Regions from separate parts of the Mus musculus genome. Here region 2 is linked to region 1. A link is a contact called in ENCODE Hi-C or POLR2A ChIA-PET data. All regions are on one chromosome and are shown on one strand. Each heading gives the region's core, a stretch centred on a gene start or an enhancer-like site at or near the end of the contact. The rest is flanking DNA. Distances are from core to core; before and after follow the strand shown. Region 1 holds the start of Pten (phosphatase and tensin homolog). Region 2 holds the start of Atad1 (ATPase family, AAA domain containing 1).

What was found. Hi-C counts contacts between places; a loop is a spot of excess contacts on that map. ChIA-PET counts read pairs that join two places held with the same protein, here RNA polymerase II (POLR2A).
Region 2: a loop to region 1 is called in a map of gastrocnemius, with 8 times the contacts of the local background. The contact joins the promoter of Atad1 here to the promoter of Pten in region 1. A Hi-C loop is called at or near these places in 28 of 37 maps with a recorded cell type or tissue (CH12.LX, ES-E14, Patski and 11 more). POLR2A ChIA-PET finds 5 or more read pairs at or near these places in 4 of 5 experiments (Patski and embryonic stem cell).

Annotation. Positions count from the first base shown.
Region 1 is chr19:32,755,105-32,759,711 of GRCm38, reverse strand. It overlaps Pten (phosphatase and tensin homolog), which reads right to left and starts at 2,135. Exons shown (of 9, transcript NM_008960.2): 1 at 1,189-2,135. The coding sequence starts at 1,267. It also overlaps the pseudogene Gm36566.
Region 2 is chr19:32,708,833-32,713,748 of GRCm38, reverse strand. Atad1 (ATPase family, AAA domain containing 1) reads left to right here and starts at 1,451. Exons shown (of 10, transcript NM_026487.3): 1 at 1,451-1,483.

The DNA of each region.
Region 1 (4,607 bases), core at 886-3,385:
AAAGGCCTAACTTTTAGACAATCAGAACTATACAACGTTAAAATTCTTGGGTTTCTGTCTTATTCAACAAGCTGACTCAGTAAATTACTGCATGCAGAGAGCTAGCATACCTACAATCTGGAGCCAGTGATCCATTCCTGCCAGTTTGTCTGGATATTAGCGGGCTAAATTATACTTGACGTTCTGCACAAATCAGGCTAAAACCCACTGATAAGCCAACGAGTCAGAGCACCTGAAACAAAAAATATGAGCAGCGAATTCACGCTACTACTTAAATTTCATGTGAGAACTGAGTTTAACCTCTGCAGTCATTTGCCACACACAGCAAGCATCCCTGGACTCACAGACATCATCATCTGGGATCAAAAACTATTCGATCTCCATTCTATCAAGTGTGGCGAGGTCAAATGAATGGAACATACCACTGAAATGCAAATTTCATATCCTATCCCACATCTCATCAGGAAAGAAAGTCTAATTTAACAAAGTTCTATTAAAAGCTCCAATGATATATATTCTGGCACTATTGATTTTAAACTACAAAACTTCCAAATGCAGGCTCCAAATTTGTAATTACGTCGGTTTAAACACACAAAACTACTTCTACCCTCAAATGTGCACCGTCCATGCTGACGATGACTATGCTTATAAAGTTATGCAAATCAGTCCACAAGTCACATTTCAGAAAAATCTTCCAATGCAACCCAGGAAACTAAAAACAATCACTGCAAGATTCTGAGGCAACATGCCTACGTGCAGCACGGACTTTCATTTTAATCTCATCTACACCCTAGATCTAGGGCCCAAGTCACGATCTAATCGAAATATGCACAACCCAAAGCGTCTATTTTTTTTTTTTTTTTTAGTTCATTTAGAAGGCTGGATTGACGAGCTCGCTAATCCAGTGTACAGTACTCTGTATTACCGGACAATAGATTTTAAGAAGAGACCACAGAGCTCGACAAGAAAACAATCCGTGCCTTGACACTTGCAAGGAGGCATGAGTTCCGTCTAGCCGAACACTCCCTAGGTTGAATACACTGGAAGAGACACAATATGCACGATCTAGAAATGCGCCCAGAATTAAACGTTATAGTCACCCCAACTACAGAAATTTTTCGCATCCGTCTACTCCCACGTTATCAGAGTGACAGAAAAGCAAAGAGGAACAGCCGCAGAAATGGATACAGGTCAAGTCTAAGTCGAATCCATCCTCTTGATATCTCCTTTTGTTTCTGCTAACGATCTCTTTGATGATGGCTGTCATGTCTGGGAGCCTGTGGCTGAAGAAAAAGGAGGAGAGAGATGGCAGAAGCTGCTGGTGGCGAGGCTTCTTCTGCAGGATGGAAATGGCTCTGGACTTGGCGGTCGCTGATGCCCCTCGCTCTGCTGCCGCTTGGCCCTGGACCGCAGCCGGGTAATGGCTGCTGCGGCGGCTGCTGGATGGTTGCAGAGACTGGGCCTGCTTCTCCTCAGCAGCCAGAGGCCTGGCAGCCGAGGCAGCGGAATGGGGAGAAGACGGATAATCCTCGCAGCGGCTGCCTCCTCCGGCGGCCTCCGGAGCCCGGGCCAGGGGGGGTGCGGCGGCGGCGGACGGGAGGCTTAACACCGGCCCGGGTCCCTGGACGTGCCGCCGCCGCCGCCGCCGTGTTGGAGGCAGGAGAAGGGGAGAGAGCAACTCTCCGGCGTTCCCAGCCCTGGCAATGGTGACAGGCGACTCCGACCCCCTCCCCGGAGCCGCGGCCGCCGCCGCCGCTTCTCCCCCCCGCTCCAGGAGCGGGAGGTGCAGCCGCCGAGCCTGCGCCGGCTCCCGCTCGAGCCCACGGCTTCTTCCACCGTCTCTCTCCGAAGCTGCTCAGAAGCTGCCCGGTTAGAACAGACGACGAGGAGGCGAGGCCCGCCGCCGCTGCCGCCGCCGCCGCCCGGCCGGCTCCCCGAGGGCGCTGCCCCCGCGGCTGCTCACAGGCGCTGAGAGGGGCTCTGGGCCGTGGCCGCCGCCGTCTCTCATCTCCCTCGCCTGCGCCGGGCCTGGCCTCACAGCGGCTCAACTCTCAAACTTCCATCATGGCTGCAGCTTCCGAGAGGAGAGAGCTGAGCGCAGCCGCGTCCCGACGCCCAAGCGCGTATCCTGCCGCAGTGCACAAAGAGTCCCGCCACATCACCGTGCGCCGGCCAGCCCGCCCCCTCCGCCGCCCCGCCGGGAGAGCAGGGCGCCTCGGAAAGCCGGAGGGGAGGCGGGAGGCGGGCGGGAGGCGGGCGCTGAGCCGGGGACGGGGCGGGGCGGGGCGGGGCGTCGGAAGGGACAGGGGCGGGGAACGCCGCGGAGCATGCCCAGTGTGTCCGCGGCTCGCTCCCGGAGCTACGCCGGCTTTGGCCTCAGCGCAGAGAGACCCGGCAAAGGTACAACAGGCTGGGGCCGAGTGAGGGTGCGCTGAGCACAATCGCTGACCGCTCACAGGTGGATCGCACTAGCTGACCGCCTTGGTCGGTGCTCCGGGAGCCTCAGGGGCAGGATTATCCTTCCTGCGTCTGTCCCTGCGTTTCTTCGGAACGGCTTTCATTCCCTGCCCTGCGCTGTGGTCAGATTGCAGTGCTTCGCTAGGATTTGTCGGCGACAGTCTTTACCTAGATAACACACCTCTCCCCCTCACGGTGTCCTCAAGGTGTCAGTCTTTGCACAAAGAACAACCCCTATTGTGTCTCCCGCGTGGGTCACCTCATCGGGCTCCGGTTCCCTGCCCCGCCTCTTGCTTCCCAGGCAGCTGGGTTCATTTGCCCGAAAGATGAACGCTCCCAGCCAAGCATGATGATTGTGCATACGGGGCGTGTACATTCACATCTCCCCTGAGTTTCCAGGGCCCAAAGGACACCCCTGGTTGGACAAAGTGGGTCTCCGTGAATAGAGTGCACCTCACACACACCCCTCCACCGCCCGGTGATGAGACCCGCAGCTCCCCGCAGCGGTGGGTCTACCGGATCACAGCCAAGCTCAGTCTTCAAAGAGCTAAGCCCCCACCCCCAATCCCCACTTCGTGGCCGCTATGAAAACCCGGCAGAATTGGATCGCGATGGCCAGGTTCTGACCCTGTCGGACCTTGCATGTTCGAGGACCCGGTTACTGAGCCCGGGTGTGGAGTATGGGACGTTCGGAAGCTGCAGCCAGCGAGTGGGCGGGGCGAGCAGGCCTGGGAGGGCTCAAAGGCGAGGTGGAAGGATACATGAGCCGCGGTCGGAACTACTTTCAGGAGGAGGTCACGTGTGGTCCTAGTTGGGGAACTTTCCAAATTCCCATTCCCCTATCTGTGTGCTCCTGGGGCAGGAGCTTGGTCCCCTCTGCTCTATTAGGTGATCGCCCCCGCCTCCTTCTCCCGTGTGGTCTGCTGGACCCCTCTCTTGCCGGATCGGAGCAGAGAATAGCATCCACGAGCCGTCCGCAGGAGCGCTGTCGGGGCCGAGCGCCTGGGGAGCTGGTTACACAAGCAGCCACATCCAAGCACGTGCCCCCGCCACCCCTCTCTGCTGGCCGCCGCCGGTTTGTGCACGCTGACGCGGAGAGTCCCCAAGCTGTTCCTCCCTTTCGCTTGTAACCCATAGAGCTAGCCAGAAGGCCGGGACACGAGACTCCTGTTCTGGATCTGCCCACACCGCGCGTTCCCAACCGTGGGAGAAGAGGCCGGGCCCTAGGGGGAGGCGCGGGGCGGGGGTGGGGGGGATTGACGCATCTCCTTCGCTTAATGAGGTGAACCCTTTCTAGATCTGTACTCGCGGGGCAAAAGGGTATCTCCTGTTGCTGCTGGCTGGTTAGGCTTACCGATGTTGCAACAAACTTCCAGTCACTGCCCCTGAACTGGTGAGCGCGCCCCACCTACCGTAGACTCAGCCAAGTGACTTATCTGAGCACCTAGTCAATGGCTGTCAGCCCAGAACAAACCTGTCAAGTAAAAGCTTACTGCCGGGATTGGCTGACCTGTCGCGGTTGAGAGAGCTGGTTCAGAAATGCTGATAACTAGCGTACAGCCCCTCCTCCCCCACCAACCAGCCACAAAGCAAGCGATCACCTTGAGCTTGGAGGGAAAAAAAAAATGACATCAACTCCAATGTAGGTAGAGTTTTCTTCCTTATTGTTCTTTTCCCAGGGGACTTAATTCTCAGGATGCCAATCTGAGCCCTAAAGTATCTCTGAGTTGAGACCTAAGCTGAAACACTGGATCATTTTAGAAATCCGGAGGATAGTAGTCAGTTATGGATTTGCAATAATTGCGAGTAGGTGTCTAGGAAAGGCTAGCTGGGGGTTTAGAGTACAGGAGAAGGAAAATTTCATAGGTCCACACAGCATAGTTGCAGGCAGCCTCTGAAGTCTAGAAACCTCAAGAGGCTCGGCTCAGAGAGCTATGGGCCATTACCGAACTGCAGGACTGCTAATTAAACCGGGGATATTTACAGTTCTATTAGAGCTCTCTGAAGCTACTCAAACATTGCATTTAGATACATCCTTTAAAGATCTCTCCGCCAGAGATAGCAGCCCAAGCTAAGCCAGCGTTGATGTTTATTACAGGCTGTTTTGGGGCAAGGTTCTGGTCAGTAGAGGGAGGGCAGGGATGACCAAT
Region 2 (4,916 bases), core at 202-2,701, 45 kb after region 1:
AGTTTGCTTGCTTTGTCACGTGCTGGTGAGTTACCTAGTGTTTCTGCCATTGTTGATGTTGCTGCCTCTGGCCTCATCCACTGAGATCAGAATCCAGGTTCTTCCACAGACTAAAGACTAGTCGTGGCTCTCCAGGAATCCTTAAAGCCTTGTGGTCTTGTTGGACTGCTGAGGCATGTTACCTCCAGCACTGCGAAGCTACCAGGACAGCCATTGTTGGACCATTCAAGACTGTGCTGGGTAAACCAGTCTAAAATTAAAACAAAAAAACCAAACTCTTTTTAATATTGATTCATTCCATCTATTGTGTTCTTCTATCGAACTCCAGTAAAGTCCTTTAACAAGGAACTTTCCAGGCTCTGGCAGCACTTCTGGGCTGTGTCTCTCCACAGCTATTAACAACATCATTTACTAATATAACTGTCAGCAGAGGGAGGAAGCAGTGTGTTACTTATGTGGTCCAGGGTATAAAGCAATCCTCCTTGCATAGCCACCCCAAATGCTAGGAAAACAGGCATGTGACACCAATCCCAGCTTGGCTGTAGAATTCTTTAGCCTTAAAAGATAATCCTGAAAACAGAGCGAAACAAACTGCCTCCTCCAGGAATATAAAAAGGTCTTAAGAAGTCTGTCTTATTCCTTCATAGTCCCACTGCCTTTATTTGAAGTGATGATGCTCCTTTTGTTTATGGGCAGTGTGTCTACTTATTCTTGTTCCTTAGTAGTGTATATACATTCAGAAGGGGCTGGCTTTCAGATACGGTTCCTTGGAATCTTGGTGTCACGTCCCTCACTTCGCAAGAGGAAGGGGTTAAAAAAAAAAGTCATCAATATGCAAAACCTGTCACCAGATGCCCTATTCTGACCCAACTGCCAGACCTCCCTGGTCTGCCTGGCTGCTCAAGCGTTCAGTGGATTCTCAGGCGCCGCCTCCAGGTGTCATCAGTACAGAGATGGGGGAGGAGGGTGAGCTCACCCTAGAAACCGAAAGGCAGATGGTGAGGCCATGCGCGTCTGAGCAGCATCATGAGGACTTGCTGCGGGGATGGGGGGTGGTGGTGGTGGTGGAAGTTTATCAAACCAGGGAAGCATTTCTTTGCCTTCTGTAAAAGGCTCCTCTGTCAGGGTTGCGTACAGCTCCAGAGTAGCAAGGGATTTCATGTGTCAAGCGTCTTTCCCAATTCAGTTTCTGAGTCTCTCAAGTTGAACTCAGAGCCCTTTGGGGAGCACCCTGTTCATCCTATCTACCTTTCTGAATGTTATCGGCCCAGCGGGTACTAAGGTGTAGGTTGGGGAAAGTAGCTCGCCCCGCACTGCGTCGCCATGCCTTGGCTGGCACGCCACCGGCTCGGCAGGGATCGCGCATGCTCCGTGCGGTGGGGGGCGGGGCTCCAGCCCCCGGAAGCGTTCTCTCCCCGGCCGCGTTTCTTTCCTGTGCGAGGCCGGGCTACGGCTCTCCCATCGTCTCTGGTCCTGCCTCTGGGTGAGTAGCGGGTTCCCGCGGGGCCGGGCCAGGTGCGTCCCCCATCCCTCCCGGTCCCCCAGGGCCTGGCGCTCACCTGGGGAGACCAGCCCGGTAGTCACCTGCCTCCGCGTCGGTCACACTTGAGCGCCGCCCCGGATCCAGCGGATTAACCTCCAAGGGCGTCCGGGGCCTCGCCTTGGCGCCCGGCCGGGCGCGAGCCCTCAGGTCTCAGCGCTGGCGGGAGACTCCGGCTGCCCGCAAGGACATCTCTTGTAGGCGGCCTGGTCATTGGAGGATCGGGGGCGCTCAGGGCGACCTCAGGGCTAGGCTTGTAAGAAGGCGGCTGGAAGGAGCCGGTCCGCTCGTGCCGGCCCCTCTCCTCCTCCCTCTTTGTGCAAAGGCGGAGGTGTTTCTTCAGTGCTGGCCATGCTTTCCCAGAACATGCTGATGTTAATAATGACCTGCCCTCTCCGCGAAGCCTGGCAGGAATTCATTGTCACAGTCTGCGACTGTAGGGCCTTGATAGGCACAGAATTGCTGGGACTTTGAGTTGAGAGACCATTTGGAGCACACTGCAGTGACTTAGGGAATACTGCAGTAAAAACGTTAGTAGTTGCTCAGAGATAGGGTATCCACACTGAAACCAGAGCTAAACAGGAAAAGATTTAAAATGATATGCGTTTAAAGATAATTCTGAATTAACACCGGTCTAGTGGTGTTTCTTAGTGATATACAGCAATGTGTATATTTTGTTAAAATTAGCGTCTATGCAAAATTGAAATACATTCTCCACATTTGCAGCCAATTTGCAGATATATCAGTGCTTTATGAATGATAGATGGGTATGTACCTCATCTGTGGAGACTGTATAAAATATTTCCATTCACTGTCCACACAGCAGAACGTTTCCGTTTCATTTCAGGATTTCGAAGTCACTTTTGGATATGATGAGCAGTGGTCTTTTTTTTTTTTGTTTTGTTTTTGGTTTTGTTTTTTTGTTTTTTGAGATAAGTCTTCTCTGCGTAGCCCTGGCTGTCCTGGAACTCTGAAGACCAGGCTGGTCTCCAATTTGGAGATCTGCTTGCCTCTACGTCCCAGGTGCCAAGATTAAAGGTGTCAGCCACAGTTTTTGGAGTTCTTTATATATTCTGGATATTAATCCTCAGTCAGTCAGTTGACAAAGATATCCTCCCATTCTGTGGGCTACCTCTTCACTCAAATTTAGCTGCTGCTACCACCATCAACCTCTGCCTAGACCCAGAGTAGTCTTAAATCTGCCTAGAGTCAATGTTAATATTGGAATGGGAAGATATGTAAGCAAGAGATTTGTCTGTTGGTGGTGTTTTTTTTTTTTAAAGATTTATTATATTTAAGTACACTGTAGCTATCTTTAGACACACCAGAAGAGGACATCAGGTCTAATTACAGATGATTGTGAGCCACCTTGTGGATGCTCAGATTTGAACTCAGGACCTCTGGAAGAGGAGTTAGTGTTCTTAACCGCTGAGCCATCTCTCCAGCCCTGGTGGTGTTTTGATAGGAGTAAAAAATTATTACTGTCATCAGGTATGGTGATATACAGCTTTAATCCCAGCACTTGGGAGGCAGGGGCAGGTGGATCTCTGAGTTTGAGGATAGCTGTGTCTACAGAGTGAGTTCCAGGACATCTAGGACTACGTGGAGAAACCTTTTCTCCATAAACAAAAACAAAATCTGTTAGTGTCTTCATGACGTTAAGGAAATATGCTTTAGGAATAGCCTATAGCCCTGATTTATCTTGTAATTCAGTGACTGCCCTGTAGATGGCAATTTCAACATGCTGATTTAAACTCTTGGTTTTTGGAGGCAGAGATGTTTTATGTACTTTAGAATTATCTTGAACCCTATGTAGCCCAGGTTAGCCTTGCACCTTAACCTTGGCCCTTCAGTCTTCCTAATAGTCCGCTGAGATTCACAGGCTTGTGCCACTATACCCAGCTCTGACTGAAACCAAAAAACCAAACATTTTATTGGAATGTCATGACTTCACAGATTGTTAACAAAACCCTTACCCCATCTGTTGCATTATTATTATCAACTATGTTTGAAGCTTTATTGAGATATAGACAACGAAAGTGAAATTTTCAGGTCCTTTGAGAAGTTGATTATCATGCATCCTATTTTTCGAAATCTATACAAGTGGATAATCCTATGGATACTTAGCCATACTGTGAATTGTTACATGAGGCAATTATCATTTGGTGGCTAAATCAGTTCCCTTTTTTTTTTTTTTGTAATCTAGCTGCACTGTATTTTTGTGTAATTATATAGTAGCCATTATAAATCAAATATAGTACGTTCTTTTTATATAGATGTTCTTTAAGTTCTTATTGAATTACTTAACATCCTAGACCAAAGGTTCTTTATCCAGAATGAGAGCTTGCAGTTGTGTAAAAGATTGTGGTACGGATGGTTCCCAGTAGCCAAGAATGCTCTACAAGTCTGACAGTACTGTTGGATGGCTGAAAGAACTGGGAGGTTTTTCTCTGTATCACAACTATAAACAAATGCTAGAGCTATTCCAGAGAAGCCAGTGAGAAGTATTTTAACTCAGCAGTAATAAGAAAAAGAAAACCTATTTTAGAAGTAGGAGGAACGTGGATATTAGTCAGTGTAGTCCTCACTCAGCACCTACCTGAGCAGTCCGGATCCTGATTTATTTATTTCTAGGTGAGTTAATATGTATGAGTATTGTTTTCTTACACCACCACTGCTCTCTTCAGACACTCTAGAAGAGGGCACCAGACCCCATTACAGACGGTTGTGAGCCACCATGTGGTTGCTGGGAATCGAACTCAGGACCTCTGGAAGAGCAGTTGGTGCTCTTAACCGCTGTCTCCTAAAATGTGATGTCACGTCACTCCTGATAATCTTCTTTTGTGAAAGTGTTGCCTTTGACCCTGGAGCTAATTCCTGCTGTAAACCTGATTGTTGTCATTGCTCAGGGATGCGCCATGTTTAAACGCAATCACATCACCTCCCTTTCCCCTGTTCCTGAGTTGGTTAGGTCTCTTGTATCCCATGCTGTCTTACAACTCACTGTGGACTCCAGACAGGCCTGTGACGAAGAGCAGTCTGTGTCAGCCTCTTGGGCACAGGGATTACATGCGGGAGCCCCATGTCCAGATCCTCCCTTTGTTTTCATGTCACATGTAATCAGTCCATACCCTCCCTGTCTCCTTCCCAGTAGGCCAGGGGTTCTCACCCTTCCTAGTGCTGCTACCTTTTAATCCTTATGCTGAGATGACCTTCTCCAACCTTTTTTTTTTTTTTTTTTTTTTTGGTTTTTCGAGACAGGGTTTCGGTTTCTCTGTGTAGCCCTGGCTGTCATGGAATTGTAGACCAGGCTGGCCTCAAACTCAGAAATCCGCCTGCCTCTACCTCCTGAGTGCTGGGGTTAAAGGCGTGCGCC